Linked DNA regions of Homo sapiens: region 1 is linked to region 2. Evidence: chromatin loops called from intact Hi-C (ENCODE). Cell type or tissue: CD4-positive, alpha-beta T cell. All regions are shown on one strand. Each heading gives the region's core, and the rest is flanking DNA. Links, peaks and the distances in the headings are about the cores only.

What was found. Peaks named below come from ENCODE experiments on the same cell type or tissue, not always from the same donor. Only the 100,000 strongest peaks of a DNase experiment are listed, where the experiment ranks them.
Region 1: it touches region 2 in a loop (9-fold over the local background); 2 of 110 quality-filtered maps call a loop at or near these places.

The regions. Positions count from the first base shown.
Region 1 is chr17:38,252,316-38,259,869 of GRCh38, reverse strand. It overlaps the pseudogene NPEPPSP1. Among named protein-coding and RNA genes, the nearest start is that of MRPL45, 41 kb to the left of the region's middle. RefSeq lists an enhancer at 2,300-2,833. In CD4-positive, alpha-beta T cell, for the core only: no CTCF peak of the experiment used is centred there; DNase peaks (open chromatin) are centred at 2,519 and 3,465; H3K4me3 peaks cover 1,396 bases.
Region 2 is chr17:38,302,557-38,308,382 of GRCh38, reverse strand. MRPL45 (mitochondrial ribosomal protein L45) reads right to left here. Exons shown (of 8, transcript NM_032351.6): 4 at 1,752-1,850. Among named protein-coding and RNA genes, the nearest start is that of MRPL45, 8.3 kb to the right of the region's middle. In CD4-positive, alpha-beta T cell, for the core only: no CTCF peak of the experiment used is centred there; no DNase peak of the experiment used is centred there.

The sequences.
Region 1 (7,554 bases), core at 989-4,988, 48 kb after region 2:
ACGCTGGATTTCAAAGTTGGTGTGAAGAAAATAAGTAAAATATCTCATTAATTTTTTTTTTTTTTTGAGACGGAGTTTCGCTCTTTTTGCCCAGGCTGAAGTGCAGTGCTGTGATCTCAGCTCACTGCAACCGCCGCCTTCTGGGTTCAAGTGATTCTTCTGCCTCAGCCTCCAGAGTAGCTGGCTAGGATTACAGGCATGCGCCACCATGCCTGGCTAATTTTTGTATTTTTAGTAGAGACGGGATTTCACCATGTTGGTCAGGCTGGTCTTGAACTCCTGACCTCAGGTTATTCACCTGCCTTGGCCTCCCAAAGTGCTGGGATTACAGGCGTGAGCCACCGTGCCCGGCCTCATTAATATTTTTTATATTGATTACATGTTGAAATGATAATATTTTGGATATGTTGGGTTAAATAAGATGTGTTTTCATTTGTTTCCTTTTTACTTTTTTGTGATGTGGCTACTGTAAGATTTAATACTACCTAGTGGTTCACAGTATGTTTCTGCTGGACAGTACTGGTCCATTACAACATACTACATTCAGTTTTGGAAATTACAGGGTTCTATCTGAGAAATTTCTATAAAGAAATATGAAGATTATGGATAAATCTCCTTGCCTTTGACACTTTAAATAACATTTTTTAAATTGTTATTTCATTTTTATTTTTTTAGAGACAGGGCCTCACTCTGTCATCTGGAGTGCAGTGGCACCATTACAGCTCACTGCAGCCTCCATCCACCTCCTGGGCTCAAGTGATCCTCCCGTCTCAGCCTCCCGAGTAGCTGGGATCATAGGCACACGTCACCACACCTGGGCCCACTGTTTTTTTTTTTTTTGAGACAGAGTCTCGTTGTAGCCCAGGCTGGAGTGTAGTGGCGTGATCTTGGCTCGCTGCAACCTCCGCCTCCCGGGTTCAAGCGATTCTCCTGCCTCAGCCTCCCTAGTAGCTGGGACTACAGGCACATGACACTATGCCAGGCTAATTTTTGTATTTTTAGTAGAGATAGGGTTTCACCATATTGGCCAGGCTGGTCTCGAACTCCTGACCTCGTGATCCACCTGCCTCAGCCTCCCAAAGTGCTGGGATTACAGGTGTGAGCCACCGTACCTGGCCCTGGCCCCCCTTTTTAAAGATAATTTCAGTTACATTATATATATATATATATATATATATATATATATATATATGCATTTATATATATACCTCCTCAATTTGCAAGGTATCTACAGAACTGAGAGAGCCACAGATAGTTCACCATTAAAGAGGCCATGATTGCTGAAGGATCTTTTAGTTTAAAAAGAAACAAAGATGAAAATGGGGAAAAGGTGAAACATCCCATTTTATTTTATTATTTATTTATTTTTTTTTTTTTGAGACAGAGTCTCACTCTGTCGCCCAGGCTGGAGTGCAGTGGCGCAATCTCGGCTCACTGCAACCTCCACCTCCCGGGTTCAAGCGATTCTCCTACCTCAGCCTCCCGAATAGCTGGGACAACAGGCGCCCGCCACCAAGCCCGGCTATTTTTTTTTTTTGTATTTTTAGTAGAGACGGGGTTTCACCATATTGGCCAGGCTGGTGTTGAACTCCTAACCTTGTGATCCGCCCGCCTCGGCCTCCCAAAGTGCTGGGATTACAGGCGTGAGCCACCGCGACCGCCCGAAACATCCCATTTTAAACATTAAATCATGGAAACAAAAATATAGTTTTTGAAATCACTCCCTCAAAAGTCCAGATCTCATTGGTTGAAGTAACCTAGATTATTAAAGGTTTTTTTTTTTTTTTTTTTTTGAGACGGAGTCTTGCTCTGTCGCCCAGACTGGAGTGCAGTGGCGCGATTTCGGCTCACTGCAAGCTCCGCCTCCCGGGTTCACGCCATTCTCCTGCCTCAGCCTCCTGAGTAGCTGGGACTACAGGCGCCCGCCACCACGCCCGGCTAATTTTTTGTACTTTTAGTAGCGACGGGGTTTCACCATGTTAGCCAGGATGGTCTCGATCTCCTGACCTCGTGATCCGCCCGCCTCGGCCTCCCGAAGTGCTGGGATTACAGGCGTGAGACACCGCGCCCGGCTATTAAAGGTTTTATAACAAAACTTTCAAATCATCCTTTGAATTTGCTACTAACAGGAACTGAGGCCAGAGAGGCTCAAGTCAGGGCTTTTCGCTGACCTGGAGGCAGAATCCAGTTTGGGGTTTTGCTTGTAACTGGTATTTTATGCATGCGACCCTGGCTGAACTGACCAACTGCGTAGGCTTCAGTTTCCCGAGGGCCCCTTATGCCTTTCCTTCCTCTGATCAAGCCCTTCCCGGCTCCTTCCAGTTGGAAGGCCGCCCCCAGTCCTGAGCGGCGCCGACAGGTGCAGCGCCCGCCTCCCGCCCTGCGCTCGCGCGGGCAACCCTACGCCCTCCCGCCCCGCCGGCCGCGCCCTCGTCCTCGCCGCTCCGCCCTCTGCCCCGGCGTGCGCGCGCACTCCACGGGGGCGCGCCCGGCCGGCGGGGCCGCGCACGCAGCCGCCGCCACCACTTCCCCCTCTCCATCCCTCCTTGCTGGCCCTCCTCCCCTTCCCTCCCCTCCGCCCCCTTCCCCGTAGGCAGCTCGCCCGCCAGTCCGCCCGCACCGCCTCCTTCCCAACCCCTAGCGCTCCGGCTGGGTCTCTCCCCCGCCCCCCAGGCTCCCCCGGTCGCTCTCCTCCGGCGGTCGCCCGCGCTCGGTGGATGTGGCTGGCAGCTGCCGCCCCCTCCCTCGCTCGCCGCCTGCTCTTCCTCGGCCCTCCGCCTCCTCCCCTCCTCCTTCTCGTCTTCAGCCGCTCCTCTCGCCGCCGCCTCCACAGCCTGGGCCTCGCCGCGATGCCGGAGAAGAGGCCCTTCGAGCGGCTGCCTGCCGATGTCTCCCCCATCAACTGCAGCCTTTGCCTCAAGCCCGACTTGCTGGACTTCACCTTCGAGGGCAAGCTGGAGGCCGCCGCCCAGGTACAGCGACCCTCGGGCCCCGGGGCAAGCTGCGGGGCGAGCAGTTAGGCCGCGCCCGCGGGCTGGACTCAGGGCCCGGCCGGGAGGGCGGGCGGGCCTCGAGTCGGGGCTGGGCGGCCGCAGGGCGCCGGGTTCGGCGTGCTCTGCCTTTCTCTGTTGGGGCTGGGGCTGGGGCTGGGGCTGGGGCTGGGGCTGGGGCCGGGGCAGGGACCGTGGCCGGAGCTGAGGCTGGGGCTCGGGCTGAGGCCGCGCTGCGGGAGCTCTGGGGAGCCGGCGGCCCGGCCATTGCGCCCCTCCCCGGCGAGCACACCTGTGTGGGGCTTTCCCCCCCGCCCCGGACCCTTCTGGGCTTGATAGTGTTCCGGGGGAGGCTGGAGGGTGTTGGGGGAGGACGGAGAGGTCATGGGAGTCCCCGCTCTGCCTAACCACCTGACTCAGTTCTTTCTTTGGTTTCTCTCTACACCTCTCGGGTGATAGATTGGAGGGAGTGGTCATTTGGGACTCTGGCCGCCGCGTTGGAGCGAGGAGGGGAGCTTCTAGAAGGGCGGGAGAGGGTGAGAACGAGAATGTTAATCCTAGGCAGCCTCTCTGACTTCTCCCCGCCTGCTCCAGCCCAGGGGCTGGGTTTCCAAGATGATCCGCCCCCTCCCCCTTTCCCTCAAGTGACAGTGCAGCAGTGACTTTGTTCTCTCCTAACCTCTAGAGAAGCTGTGGGAGGACCCCATCTCCGCTTTTCCACCTATCTTCCTAGCTTTGCGGCCTTCGAAGCTGGTGGATTTATTGCTACCGTGATGGTTGCTTAGCAGTACCTTCCTCTCCCAAGAAGCTGGCTGGGCGCAGTGGCTCATGCCTGTAATCCCAGCACTTAGGGAGGCTGAGGCGGGCGCACTTGAGGTCAGGAGTTCGAGACCAGCCTGACCAACATGGTGAAACCCCCGTCTCTACTAAAAATACAAAAATTATCGGGGCGTGGTGGCGGGCCCCTGTAATCTCAGCTACTCGGGAGGCTAAGGCAGGAGAATCACTTGAACCCGGGGGGCAGAGGTTGCAGAGTCGAGATCGCGCCACTGCATTCCTGCATTCCAGCCTGGGCGACAGAGTGAGACTCCGTCTCAAAAAAAAAAAAAAAAAAAAGGAAAGAAAGAAGCTATTAGTTATAACATACCACCGGTGAAAATATTCCATTACTCTTCACTGCAGTTTTTGGTGAATCATACTCCCCTCCCTCCTCCCGCAGCATTATCTGAAGTATTGTTTGATTTTGGAGACCATCAGTATAGATGCCCGACAAACATCCTGCACAATAGGCATTTATGATACTATGTAACAGGAAGCCTGTAATAAAAATGGGAACTGTTTGATAGTTATCTGTAAATAGAATGTTAGTAAATATATTTTGTTTCATTTCTTTTCCTACTGCAGTCTGGGGTCGGGGGAAATCAGTAGGCTCCCACCTTAAAGAACATGGTGTATATAGTAATGAAATGAAGTGAAGACTTGTGCTCGAATGAATTGAATGTTGGTAGTTGTCTTTGAAAACCAAGAGGGTACGGTACTCAGATTAAAAATATGTCTAAAAGTACAGAATTTAAAAGTATAGTTATCTATACTTTATACTTATCTGTGATAGATAACTATAGCTGTCACATTTGGGGCATTGGTGTGAAAGCAAGAGGGCTCTAGGATTTGGCAGCATCAAAAGGCAGAACTTAGTGAAAATCAGGTGATTTAAAATTTTTCCATTAAGAATATGAATCAGAACGAATGCATCTTGGGTCTAAATTAGAATTTGAGAAGGTTATTTGGGAAACTGTGGCTTAAGCCAAGTGACTAGAGTGTTTGATATATATTGGCAAGGGGCAGATGGGAGGGATTGTAAACAGTAGTGTGTCTTGTGACTTGGCAAACCTTTGGGAAAGAGAACCTAGTGATGAATGAGTTCGCATTATGTGAAAAGACTAACATTAAAAAAAACATTTGTTTCTTTACCCCATTAGTTGCCAAAATGGATTCATAATTTTTGGAGGCAGACATATTTTGGGAAAAGTCTAGAAAAAAGTACAGATTTTTAAATAATTACTTATTAAAGAAGTGAGTTTGATTTAAGTATCGGGATAGAACAACAAGCAGTGACATGTTTCTCCTTACCTCTTTTCTACTTTAGTGGAAGACTGGTTTGTGCCATTGAGTGAGCATATGGTAATATACTAGATATTAGCAGGGACTTGTTAATTTGATGCAAGGAAATAAATAAAAAATAAATAAATTTTGTAAGTAGCATGAACTTTTCAAAACACTTTTTTTCCAGAAATTCTTTTCAGGCTAGATGGCAACACAAAGATGACGCAATAGTGAATTCCAACAGGTTTTATTAAAGGATGATTGGACTTTTAAATTGTACTAATTGACATGTTTGGAAGGGTAAAAAAATTAACATTGGTAAGAAGTAAAAAGCATATATTAATGTTTTTGAAATCCATGAATTAGAGCAATACGTTTAAATTGTGGCATTAGGTGGTATCTTGTGGGAATTTTAAAATATTCACAAAATTCTTTTTTTTTTTTTGAGATGGAGTCTCGCTCTGTCGCCCAGGCTGGAGTGCAGTGGCACGATCTCGCCTCACTGCAAGCTCTCTGCCTTCCGGGTTCACGCCATTCTCCTGCCTCAGCCTCCCAGGTAGCTGGGACTACAGGTGCCCGCCACTGCGCCCAGCTAATTTTTTGTATTTTTAGTAGAGATGGGGTTTTACTGTGGCCTCGACCTCCTGACCTCGTGATCTGCCCGCCTCGGCCTCCCAAAGAGCTGGGATTACGGGCGTGAGCCACTGTGCCTGGCGACAAAATTCTTTTTTTTTTTTTTTTTTTTAAATTTATTTTTTTACTGATAATTCTTGGGTGTTTCTCACAGAGGGGGATTTGGCAGGGTCATGGGACAATAGTGGAGGGAAGGTCAGCAGATAAACAAGTGAACAAAGGTCTCTGGTTTTCCTAGGCAGAGGACCCTGCGGCCTTCCGCAGTGTTTGTGTCCCTGATTACTTGAGATTAGGGATTGGTGATGACTCTTAACGAGCATGCTGCCTTCAAGCATCTGTTTAACAAAGCACATCTTGCACCGCCCTTAATCCATTTAACCCTGAGTGGACACAGCACATGTTTCAGAGAGCACAGGGTTGGGGGTAAGGTCACAGATCAACAGGATCCCAAGGCAGAGGAATTTTTCTTAGTGCAGAACAAAATGAAAAGTCTCCCATGTCTTCTACTTTCTACACAGACACAGCAACCATCCGATTTCTCAATCTTTTCCCCACCTTTCCCGCCTTTCTATTCCACAAAGCCGCCATTGTCATCCTGGCCCGTTCTCAATGAGCTGTTGGGCACACCTCCCAGACGGGGTGGTGGCCGGGCAGAGGGGCTCCTCACTTCCCAGTAGGGGTGGCCGGGCAGAGGCGCCCCTCACCTCCCGGACGGGGCGGCTGGCCGGGCAGGGGGACAAAATTCTTATCTGTAGAAACCTATATTTATGACTGATATTGGATCAGTTTCCTAACAGTTGGAATCACATAACACAAAATATGCAAGTTGCTTAGTTGCTTTAGTTACAAAATTTTACGATAAGCCCAGAGTATTTGTACAGGTTACATATTAGAAACTTAGTGGATTTATTTTATTTTTTATTTTTATTTTTTTGAGACGGAGTTTCGCTCTTTCTCCCAGGTTGGAGTGAAGTGGTGTGATCTCGACTCACTGCAGCCTCCACCCTGTCCCCCTGCCGGGTTCAAGTGAGTCTCCTTGCCTCAGCCTCCTGGGTAGCTGGGACTACAGGTGTGTGCCATCACGCCCAACTAATTTTTGTATTTTTAGTAGAGATGGGGTTTTGCCATGTTGGCCAGGCTGGTCTCGAACTCCTGACCTCAGGTGATCCCCTTCCCTTGGCCTCCCAAAGGGCTGGGATTATAGGCATGAGCCACCATGCCCGGCCAACTTAGTGGATTTTTAACCTGGCCTGGGGTGTGGACTGCTGCAGAAGGTGAAGAAATTAGTCCATGTTCAGTGATTTAAAAATTAGTTGTCTTGGCCGGGCACGGTGGCTCACACCTGTAATCCCAGCACTCTGGGAGGCCGAGGCGGGCGGATCACGAGGTCAGGAGATCGAGACCATCCTGGCTAACATGGTGAAACCCCATCTCTACTAAAATACAAAAAATTAGCTGGGCGTGGTGGCGGGAGCCTGTAGTCCCAGCTACTCAGGAGCCTGAGGCAGGAGAATGGCGTGAATCTGGGAGGCGGAGCTTGCAGTGAGCTGAGATTGCGCCACTGCACTCCAGCCTGGGCGACACAGCAAGACTCTGTCTCAAAAAAAAAAAAAAAAAAAAAAAAATTAGTTGTCTTTCACATTAGTGTGGTCTAGCTGGTTTTGAAAATTTGTTATTATACAGAAGTTTCTCTAGGCCCAAAATTTATTTCATTCCCTGTCCCCTCCCTTTACACTGGATACTTGAGAGCAGTGGACTTTTGTAGATATTTCATATTTTGATCCTCTCCGTTTGTGGATAATTAATTAAAATGAATTATAAGTTTATG
Region 2 (5,826 bases), core at 1,827-5,826:
TAATCCCAGCACTTTGGGAGGCTGAGGTAGGCAGATCACCTGAGGTCAGGAGTTTTAGACCACCTGGCCAACATGGTAAAAACCCATCTGTACTAAACATACAAAAATTAGCTGGGTGTGGTGGCATGCAGTTACTTGGGAGGCTAAGGCAGGAGAATTGCTTGAACCCAGGAGGCACAGGCTGCACCACTGCACTCCAGCCTGGATGACAGAGCTAGACTCCGTCTCAAAAAGGGGGAAAAAAAAAAATGACTGGCTTGCATAGCCTGGGCAACATGGTGAAATCCCATCCCTACAAAAAATATGAAAACTAGCAGGGTGTGGTGGTATACCCCTAGAGGTTCCAGCTACTCAGGGGGCTGAGATGGGAGGATCGCTTGAGCCCCGGAGCTGAGGCTGCAATGAGCTGTGATTGCACCACTGCCCTCCAGCCTGGGCAACAGAACAAGACCGTCTCAAAACAAAAAACAAAAACAAGAACAGCCTGGGCAACATCACGACATCCCATCTCTATTCAAAATAAATAAATTTTTTTTAAAGAAATAAAAGTAAAATTAAATAATTAATGGATTTTAGACTACAGGTTTTGGGTCCCACCTGAAGCCTAGCCACAGCAGCCACAGATCAAAGAATGCCAGCAACAGTCCACGGCTAGTACTTAAGATATTCCAGCCTCCTAATGTTGATTCTTCATCTTCCTAGGAGCCCTAACTTGGATGAATCAAGAAAAAGCTGGGTGGCCAGGTATGGTGGCTCATGCCTATAATTTCTTCACTTTGGGAGGCCAAGGCAGGAGGATTGCTTGAGCCCAGGAATTTGAGACCAGTCTAGGCAACACAGCAAAACCTTGTCTCTACAAAAAAAAGTTTATTTTAATTAGCTGGGTGTGGTGGCAGATGCTGGTGGTCCCAGCTCTACTTGACGGACTAAGTAGATTCCTTGAGAGAACCACTTGGGTCCAGGAGGTCAAGGCTGCAGTGAGCCACGATCATGCCACTGCATTCCAGACTGTGCAACAGTGAGACTCCATCTCAAAAAAAAAAAGGGGGCCGGGCGTGGTGGCTCATGCCTGTAATCCTAGCACTTTGGGAGGCCGAGGCGGGCAGGTTGCCTGAGGTCAGGAGTTCAGGACCAGTCTGGCCAACATGATGAAACCCCGTCTCTACTAAAAATACAAAAAAATTAGCTGGATGTGGTGGCGTGCACCTGTAATCCCAGCTACTTGGGAGGCTGAGGCAGGGGAGTTGCTTGAACCAGGGACGTGGAGGTTGCAGAGAGCCAAGATTGCGCCATTGCACTCCCAGCCTGGGCGACAGAGCGAGACTCCATCTCAAAATAAAAAATAAAAAAATAAAAGTGGAGGGAGAGCTGGAAATTTTCACAAGAAATATATTCAAAATAACCAAGGAAAGGGAAATGAAGATACGTAAGACAAACACACAAAAAAGATCAGAATGAATTCAGGGATCAGATAGGGTGAAAAAGGCAGCTATTCTGGCACAAGGTCCCAACACTTGCAGGTGGAACTGAGACAGACCAAATGGTAGAAATTCCCAGAAGCAGAGAGGGGAGTGAAAGACAGCGTCAGTCACTAATTACTTCCAATATAGGAAGTTCTCTCACTCTAGATCTCTTACCTGAAGGCAGAAAACAAATTTGTGCAAAACAAAAACAAACAAACAAAAAAACTGTGCCTAAAATAATAGCTAACTGCTGAGAACAGAATGGGTAAAGATAGGGAGTTCACTTACTTATTTAGACAAAGGTGAGCTTCAATAAAGATATCCTTAGCTTTTTCAGGGAAGTCCTTTATTTTAAAGTTGGCATCATAGTCTTTTATCCTCCGGATTCTGTAAAATTAAGCCTGAGTATTACTTCTAAAGGTCTTACAATTCCATAATTCACAGCCTACACTGACCTCCATTCATGTCCATCCACTTACTCAATAACTGTTTAGCTTTTTTTTTTTTTTCTTTTTTTGAGTCTCGCTCTGTCACCCAGGCTGGAGTGCAGTGGCATGATCTCGGCTCACTGCAAGCTCTGCCTCCCAGGTTCACGCCATTCTCCTGCCTCAGCCTCCTGAGTAGCTGGCACTACAGGCGCCCGCGACCACACGCGGCTAAATTTTTGTATTTTTAGTAGAGACGGGGTTTCACCGTGTTAGCCAGGATGGTCTCGATCTCCTGACCTCAGGATCCGCCCGCCTCGGCCTCCCAAAGTCCTGGGATTACAGGCGTGAGCTACCACGCCCGGCCAATAATTGATTTTTTAATGTGTCAAGTCCTGGAAATTCAACCTTCTCCCTCTTAAATTAAGCACTCTAAAGAAAGACTAAGACTTCTCATAGTGAAATTTCAGAATTCTAGAATCAAAGATAACATCTGATATGCACTAAAAACAGAAAAAACGGGTTTCTTACAAATGCTCAAGAGTCAAAATAGGCCAGGCGCGGTGGCTCACGTCTGTAATCCCAGCACTTTGGGAGGCCGAGGCAGGTAGATCACTTGAGGTCAGGAGTTTGAGACCAGCCTAGCCAACAGGGTGAAACCCCATCTATACTAAAAATCCAAAAATAAGCTGGGCATGGTGGTGCACACCAGTAATCCCAGCTACTCCGGAGGCTGAGGCACAAGAATCGCTTGAACCCAGGAGGCAGAGGTTGCAGTGAGCAGAGATCGCACCACCGCATTCCAGCCTGGGTCACAGAGCGAGACTCCATCTCAAAAAAAAAAAAGCTGGGCATGGTGGTGCTGTCTGTAATCCCAGCTACTTGGGAGGCTGAGGCAGGAGAATACTTGAACTTAGGAGGCAGAGGTAGTGATCGCGCCACTGCACTCCAGCCTGGGAAACAGAGCGAGACTCCATCTCAAAAAAAAGAGTCAGAATAACACTGGGCTTCTTTTTTTTTTTTTTTGAGACAGAGTCTCGCACTCCGTCGCACAGGCTGGAGTACAGTGGCGCAATCTCGGCTCACTGCAACCTCTGCCTCCTGGGTTCAAGCAATTCTCCTGCCTCAGCCTCCCAAGTAGCTGGGACTACAGGCACACATCACCCCGCCCGCCTAATTTTTGTATTTTTAGTAGAGATGGGGTTTCACCATGCTGACCAGGCTGGTCTCGAACTCCTGTCCTTGTGATCTGCCTGCCTCGGCCTCCCAAAGTGCTGGGATTACAGGCCTGAGCCATGGCACCTGGCAACACTGGGCTTCCTAACAGCAACATTAGAAGTTACAAAGACAGGCCGGGTGCAGTGGCTCACGCCTGTAATCCCAGCACTTTGGGAGGCCAAAGCAGGCAGATCATGAGGTCAGGAGCTCGAGATCATCCTGGCCAACATGGTGAAACCCCGTCTCCACTAAAATACAAAAAATTAGCCAAGCGTGATGGCACGTGCCTGTAGTTCCAGCTACTCGGGAGACTGAGGCAGAAGAATCACTTGAACCCAGGAGGCAGAGGTTGCAGTGAGCTGAGATCCTGCCACTGCACTCCAGCCTGGGTGACAGAGCGAGACTTCGTCTCAAAAAAAAAAAAAAGGAAGTTACGGCCGGGCGCAGTGACTCAGGTCTGTAATCCCAGCACTTTGGGAGGCCAAGGTGGGCTGATCACAAGGTCAGGAGTTCGAGACTGGCCTGGCCAATATGGTGAAACCCTGTCTTTACTAAAAATACAAAAATTAGCTGGGCGTGGTGGCAGGCGCCCGTAGTCCCAGCTACTCAGGAGACTGAGGCAGGAAAATTGTTTGAACCCAAGAGGCAGAGGTTGTAGTAAGTCAAGATCGCGCCACTGCAATCCAGCCTGGGCGAAAGAGTGAGACTCCGTCTCAAAAAAAAAATAAAATAAAAAGTAATTACAAAGACAACAGAGCAGTGCTTTTATTATTCATTCACTCATTCATTCATTCATTCACTGAGACAGGGTCTCACTCTGTCACCCAGGCTAGAGTACAGTGACGCCATCAGGGCTCACTGCAGCCTTGACCTCTGGGACTCATGCAATCCTCCCACTTCAGACTCCCAAGTAACTGGAACTGCAGGTGTGCACTACCACGCTTGGCTAATTTTCACTTTTTTTTAGTTTTTGTAGAGACAAGGTCTCACTGTGTTGCCCAGCTGGTATTCAACTCCTGCTCAAGTGATCCTCCTGCCTCAGCCTCCCAAAGTGTTGAGATTACAGGCATGACCCACCATGCCCAGACTTTGAGCAGTACTTTTAATTGAGGAAAAAATTATTTCTATCACAGAATTAAATACCTGGGCAAATTATAAATGAAGTGGGAGAATAAAATATTTCTTTTTAGACTTGCAAGATCTTATTTATCCACCATGCAGCCTTTCTCAGGCAGCTGCTAGAAAATGTGCTCCACCAAAGTAATGAAATAGACTATGAAAACATAAAGACATAGGATCCAAGCAACAGGGAATACAACGTAAGAGGGAGGCAATCAGCCTGACCAACATGGTGAAACCCCATTTCTACTAAAAATACAAAAATTAGCTGGGCGTGGTGGCGCACACCTGTAATCCCAGCTACTCAGGAGACTGAGGCAGGAGAATCGCTTGAACCCGGGAGGCGGAAGTTGCAGTGAGCTGAGATCGCACCACTGCACTCCAGCCTGGGCAACAGAGCAAGACTCAGTCTCAAAAAAAAAAGAAAAGAAGACGGAGGCAAGAGGAATCTTAGATCCTAAGACGTACAGTTGGCCTTAAGAGCAACTAGTCCAGATTAAAACAGGTAAGAAGACTCCAGGAGGGATTTCTTGAAAAAGATGAAATTAATAAAATATTTAATGTTGCAGGGCGTGGTGGCTCACACCTGTAATCCTAGCACTTTGGGAGGCTGAGGCAGGTAGATAATGAGGTCAGGAGTTCGAGACCAGCCTGGCCAATATGGTGAAACCCCGTCTGTACTAAAAATACAAAACAGCCAGGTGTGGTGGCACACACCTGTAGTCCCACCTACTGGGGAGGCTAACACAGAAGAATTGCTTGAACCCAGGAGGCAGAGGTTGCAGTGAGCCAAGATCATACCATTGCACTCCAGCCTGGGCAACAGAGTGAGACTCCCTCTCAAAAAAAAAAAAAAAAAAAAAAAAATTTAATGTTTTGAATGCACAGAGAGGAAATTACATAACCCATAGTTCCATAAGCAAATGAGCAAATTAAGACACTACACTTCAGGAAAAAAAAATATATTATGCAGGAAAGAAAAAGTGTTCATAATGTACTATATAACTCAGCTGTCAACAGCATTTTCCAAGTTATAACAATATAGAGAATTTGATTTAATCAAAGTATTAATTTAAGTGTGTTAAAGGAATTTATCCCAGGGATGTGAGGTTGGTTTAATATTTGAAAATCAATTAATAAGGCTGGGCACGGTGCCTCACGCCTGTAATGCCAGCACTTTGGGAGGTCAGGAAGGTGGATCACCTGAGGTCAGGAGTCCAGGCTGGCTAACATGGTGAAACCCTGTCTCTACTAAAAATACAAAAATCAGTGGGGCATGGTGGCGCACACCTGTAGTCTCAGCTACTCGGGAGGCTGAGGCAGGAGAATCACTTGAACCTGGGAGGCAGAGGCTGCAGTGGGCCGAGATGGAGCCACTGCACTCCAGCCTGGGTAACAGAGCAAGACTCCATCTCAAAAAAAAAGAAGAAAAGAAAAGAAAATCAATTAATATGTCATCATATCAACAGAATAAAGAACAAGTATCACATGATCATCTCAATAGACACAAAAAAGCATTTGACAAAATCTGACACCCCTTTATACTCTTTTAACCTCAAAGCCTTGCTTGTACTGTTCTGTTTCCCTAGAATGCTATTCCT